2 separate regions of the Homo sapiens genome follow, and region 2 is linked to region 1. A link is an interaction called in ENCODE POLR2A ChIA-PET data of the cell type or tissue named here. Cell type or tissue: GM12878. All regions are shown on one strand. Region 1 overlaps FAM78A (family with sequence similarity 78 member A). Region 2 holds the start of ABL1 (ABL proto-oncogene 1, non-receptor tyrosine kinase).

Region 1 (2,500 bases):
CGTCTCTACTAAAAATATATTTTAAAAAAAATTAGCTGGGCGTGGTGGCAGGCACCTGTAGTCCCAGCTACTTGGGAGGTTGAGGCAGGAGAATGGCATGAACCCGGGAGGCGGAGCTTGCAGTGAGCCGAGATGGCGCCACTGCACTCCAGCCTGGGCGACAGAGTGAGACTCTGTCTCAAAAAAAAAAAAAAAAAAAGACTTGAGGCTCCAGGGCAAGGATCTGCCCATGTCACACAGTCTCCCGCTCAGTCCTGGTTTCAGTCCCTCACACAGGCTGGGCAGGAAGTTAGGAATTATTTTACCTACTCCCCAACAGTATGGATTTTATAATCTGATAAAATTTGCAGAAAGTACTCATTCTGTAAAAGCTTTACAATTTTACAGAAACGAATGCCCAAGAGCCCCCATTCCACACTGGACAGGCATCCTGGGTTCCTGACATCCCCCCCGCACTGCCGCCCCCCTGGGCTGTCCCCACCACCACCGGGTCACCAGGCCCTGCTCTCCTGGCCTCCCCAGTACCTGCTCACCAGCTGAGGGAGGGGCTGGAGGTCTCGCCTCCCACAGGGCCTGCCCACGGGGATTCCCCCACCACAACAAACCCCATTCCTTCTGGGACCCAGACACCTTCTCCCTGCCAACCCCACTCCCCTTAACCCAGGCACAGCTGTGGATCACTGGGATCTCACAAGGGGAGGAAAGACCAACAGCGCCTGTTTAATTTTAGTTATAAAAGAAGTGCTTGGCCAGGCACAGTGGCTCACTCCTGTAATCCCAGCACTTCGGGAGGCCGAGGCGGGCGGATCACAAGGTCAGGAGATCGAGACAGAGACGGGTGAAACCCCGTCTCTACTAAAAATACAAAAAAATTAGCCGGGCATGGTGGCAGGTGCCTGTAGTCCCAGCTACTCGGGAGGCTGAGGCAGGAGAATCACTTGAACCCGGGAGGCGGAGCTTGCAGTGAGCCGAGATGGCGCCCCTGCACTCCAGCCTGGGCGACAGAGCGAGACTCCGTCTCAAAAAAAAAAAAAGAAGTGCTCTTAGGCCGAGCGCGGTGGCTCATGCCTGTAATCCCAGCACTTTGGGAGCCAGAGGAAGGTGGATTGCTTGAGGTCAGTTCAAAACCAGCCTGACTAACATGGTGAAACCCCGAGAGGCAGAGGTTGCAATGAGCCGAGATAGCACCACTGCACTCCAGCCTGGGCGACAAGAACAAAACTTCGTCTCAAAAAAAAAAAAAAAAAAAAGAAGTGTATCAAGTGAAAACTGAAACCTACCTCCCCATGCGCCCCTCCCCATGTGCCCCATGTACTCTGGTAAACATCCTTTGAGACCTTGCTCTCTGCATACACACACAGGATATGTTCCCAACTTCAGTATTTTCTTTTTAACAAAAATGGGTTACTACCCTACATATTGTTTGATAACTTTAAACAAAAATGTAACAACAATGTATCATTTCCCCACTTGTCTTCATCGCCTATGGCCCTGCCTCAGAGTCTGCACTGCAGGCAGAGCATAATTTCACTCCCTCTTGAGGGGACACTTGAGTTGTTCCTGGCTTTTTGCTATTAGGAGCCGTGCTGGAGTTAACATCCTCACGTGTGCATTTTTTTTTTTTTGAGACAGTCTAGCTCTGTTGCCTAGGCTGGAGTGCAGTGGCGTGATCTCGGCTCACGGTAACCTCCACCTCCCAGGTTCAAGCAATTCTTGCACCTCAGCCTTCTGAGTAGCTGGGATTAAAGGCACGCACCACCACACCCAGCTAATTTTTGTATTTTTAGTAGAGACAGGGTTTCGCCATGTTGGCCAGGCTGGTCTCGAACTCCTGACCTCAGATGATCCACCTGCCTCAGCCTCCCAAAATGCTGGGATTATAGGCGTGAGCCACCGGGCCCAGCCCATGTGCATCTTTATGTGCTGCTTCTCCCCTTCGCGTGATCATTAACTCACTTGTTCAGTAGATTATTTTTTTGCCTCCAATATGCAGGCCCTGAGCTAGGGGCACAAAGTTTCTACAAGAGGCTCTAAAAGTACAGGCCGGGCACAGTGGCTCACACCTGTAATCCCAGGACTTTGGGAGGCCGAGGCAGGCAGATCACTTGAGGTCAGGAATTTGAGACCAGCCTGGTCAGCATGGTGAAACCCCATCCCTACTAAAATAAAAAAAAAAAAAAAAAAAAAAGCCAGGTGTGGTGGCAGGCACCTGTAATCCCAGCTACTTGGGAGGCAGAGACAGGAGAATCGCTTGAACCCGGGAGGCGGATGTTGCAGTGAGCCAAGATCATGCCACTGCACTCCAGCCTGGGTGACAAGAGTGAAACTGCATCTCAAAAACAAGTACAACCACCGAGCTGAAGGGCTTGCACATGTGGACGGTAACAGGCACAGCTGAGCTCACCTCTCAGCATCCTCACCTGCCTCAACTGTCCTCCCACAAACAACAGGTGAAGACGCTTCCTTCCCCCAAACACTGGGCACGACTGATCTTTTTCAA
Region 2 (2,500 bases), 430 kb before region 1:
AGATGATGGGAGCTGCAAACTTCCCTGATGGTGCCCTCTTGGATGCTCATGAGGCCTGATCTGGTACCACGACTCTAGCAGTAGGTCCATTCAATGGCAGTAAAAATACATGTTGTATGTTGATCAGAATTTGGCAGGACACATGTGGAAAGTTAATGACATCCTGGCCGAGAACCCCTGTGATATACACTGGTTACATCCTGTCCAACTGGAGTTTTTATGTGCTGTTTTTGGCAGAGCCAAGTGAAGATCTTGTTACTTAGCCATTCCTGAGGTACTGAAGATACCCGGGTTTTTGTCATTACAGGATAGGCTAGAAAGTAGCCAGGGTCTCATAACCAAGGCTTTCTCTGAAACATATAATGACAATGCTAGTTATTTGACCAAAGATATCCAATGCTTTAATCCACTTGGAATTTATTCTTGATGTGAAGGGTCAGCATCATCCACTGGTCGGGAGCCTGATCCTTGGAGCCAGGCAGACCTGGGTTGAGTCCATCTCCGCCTGTTTCCAGCTGTGGGCAAGGTGTCTGACTTCTCTGAGCATCTGTGGGGTTTGTTTGTTTTTAAACCTGAAGAATTGGGATAATCTGTTTCCTCACAGAATCATTACGCAGATGCAATACAGTTAATGAAGGTAACATGGCACATAGGAAGAGCACAATACACGTCAGCTCTTACTCTTCATGGCTAGAAGATGTGGACTAAACTTCCCCCTTTACAGTTTTGTGATTAACACCATTTATGAAAGAAATAAATGAAATAAATTCCTTTTCCTGTCATGAGGGGAACTTACCTGATTTTATTGAATTATTTGGTGCCATTGAGTTCCTTATTGTTTCCCTCTGACCTAGATTTCTGGGTGTGCGCCAGTAACACGACTGTGATTGTTGCTGCTTTATAACATTGTCTGTGGTCAGTCCAAACAAGAGTTTAAAATAATTGAATGAAATGGATTTTAAACAATGGTCCCCCCACCCTCACCCCGTGGCACTCGGCCAAAGGAAGAGGAAAAGTTCTCTGTTAAAGAAAATGAATCAGAGAAGAGGCCCAGACCGTGCCTCCGAAAATTCTCATTGTAGGGACTAAGTCCTCTCACTCTGAACTCACACCCGTCTGTTCGCAGCCTGACCTCATATCCTGGTCTGGATGTGCGGCCTCACCGGGGTGTCGTGCGCACGTGTGGTTGTCCTGTGGGTGCCAGCTCTGACTTCCTCCCCAGACACCCACTGCCTCAGCCTTAATCACAGGACGCGCGTTGAGTAGAAATGAGACCAGTTAGTATTGGTAACTGCAGAGGAATATGCATTTTCACCAGCGTTCTCGGGTCAGAGGGTTTGCCTGGCACCGCGTACTGGGAAACTCGCCAAAAGCGGTGCAGGTTGGAGACGCCCCAGGCCGCGGTGGAGTTGCGCGCGGCTTCTAAAGTGGAGTGGAGCAGGCCTGCACCCTCCCCGCCGGGGCTGGGACGGCGCTTCCAGGCGGAGAAAGACCTCCGCGGGCCGCGCGCGGCCTTCCCCCTGCGAGGATCGCCATTGGCCCGGGTTGGCTTTGGAAAGCGGCGGTGGCTTTGGGCCGGGCTCGGCCTCGGGAACGCCAGGGGCCCCTGGGTGCGGACGGGCGCGGCCAGGAGGGGGTTAAGGCGCAGGCGGCGGCGGGGCGGGGGCGGGCCTGGCGGGCGCCCTCTCCGGGCCCTTTGTTAACAGGCGCGTCCCGGCCAGGCGGAGACGCGGCCGCGGCCATGGGCGGGCGCGGGCGCGCGGGGCGGCGGTGAGGGCGGCTGGCGGGGCCGGGGGCGCCGGGGGGGCGCGCGGGCCGAGCCGGGCCTGAGCCGGGCCCGCGGACCGAGCTGGGAGAGGGGTTCCGGCCCCCGACGTGCTGGCGCGGGAAAATGTTGGAGATCTGCCTGAAGCTGGTGGGCTGCAAATCCAAGAAGGGGCTGTCCTCGTCCTCCAGCTGTTATCTGGAAGGTAAGCCCGGGCCGCACGGGTTGGGCTGAGTAGCCGCGCGCCCTCCCGCTGCTGCTGGGCCCTTCCTAGGCCTCGCCGCCCGCGCGCTCCCGCCTGCGCCCTCCCCGGGTCTTGTCTTTTTTTTCTTTCTTCCCTCTTCTCTTCTCTTCTCTTCAGTTCTCTTATATTCTGTCTCTCTTTCTTTCTCTCTGTGTCTGTCTCTTTTCTCTTCTCTTGTCTCTCTCTTTTTCTCTCTCTCTGTCTCTTTCTCTTTCTCGCGATGGCCCCTAGGCGCCGCCGGCGGAGCGTGGCCCCCAGCCCCGGCACCAGCCCCGGTAGAGCCACGCCGGATGGTGACGGCGGCGTCCGGGGCCCCACAGTGCGGGCTCCCCCGAAAAAGTTTGAGAAAGCCAACTCGCCAGGCCTTAACATCCCTGGGATCCCACGTTGTGGAATTTCCACCGTTAATTGGGACTGTGTGTTAAAAAGATCGACCCGTGTTTGTGAAAACATGCGATTTCCATTAAGCATCATGTACACAAGGAGCACCA

Evidence for each region. ChIA-PET counts read pairs that join two places held together with the same protein. Peaks named below come from ENCODE experiments on the same cell type or tissue, not always from the same donor. Only the 100,000 strongest peaks of a DNase experiment are listed, where the experiment ranks them.
Region 2: POLR2A ChIA-PET joins it to region 1 with 5 read pairs; 1 of 35 experiments calls an interaction of 5 or more read pairs at or near these places.

The regions. Positions count from the first base shown.
Region 1 is chr9:131,267,872-131,270,371 of GRCh38, forward strand. The region is part of intron 1 of FAM78A (family with sequence similarity 78 member A); the gene reads right to left. Among named protein-coding and RNA genes, the nearest start is that of FAM78A, 7.4 kb to the right of the region's middle. RefSeq lists a silencer at 968-1,130. In GM12878, no CTCF peak of the experiment used is centred here; a DNase peak (open chromatin) is centred at 1,296; H3K4me3 peaks cover 1,970 bases; H3K27ac peaks cover 2,269 bases.
Region 2 is chr9:130,833,556-130,836,055 of GRCh38, forward strand. It overlaps ABL1 (ABL proto-oncogene 1, non-receptor tyrosine kinase), which reads left to right and starts at 1,699. Exons shown (of 11, transcript NM_005157.6): 1 at 1,699-1,970. The coding sequence starts at 1,892. It overlaps LOC124902287 (a long non-coding RNA gene), which reads right to left and starts at 1,273. Exons shown (of 2, transcript XR_007061822.1): 1 at 1,164-1,273; 2 at 1-910. RefSeq lists enhancers at 754-1,280, 923-972, 993-1,042, 1,281-1,806 and silencers at 1,443-1,752, 2,223-2,272. In GM12878, no CTCF peak of the experiment used is centred here; a DNase peak (open chromatin) is centred at 1,316; H3K4me3 peaks cover 1,496 bases; H3K27ac peaks cover 1,634 bases.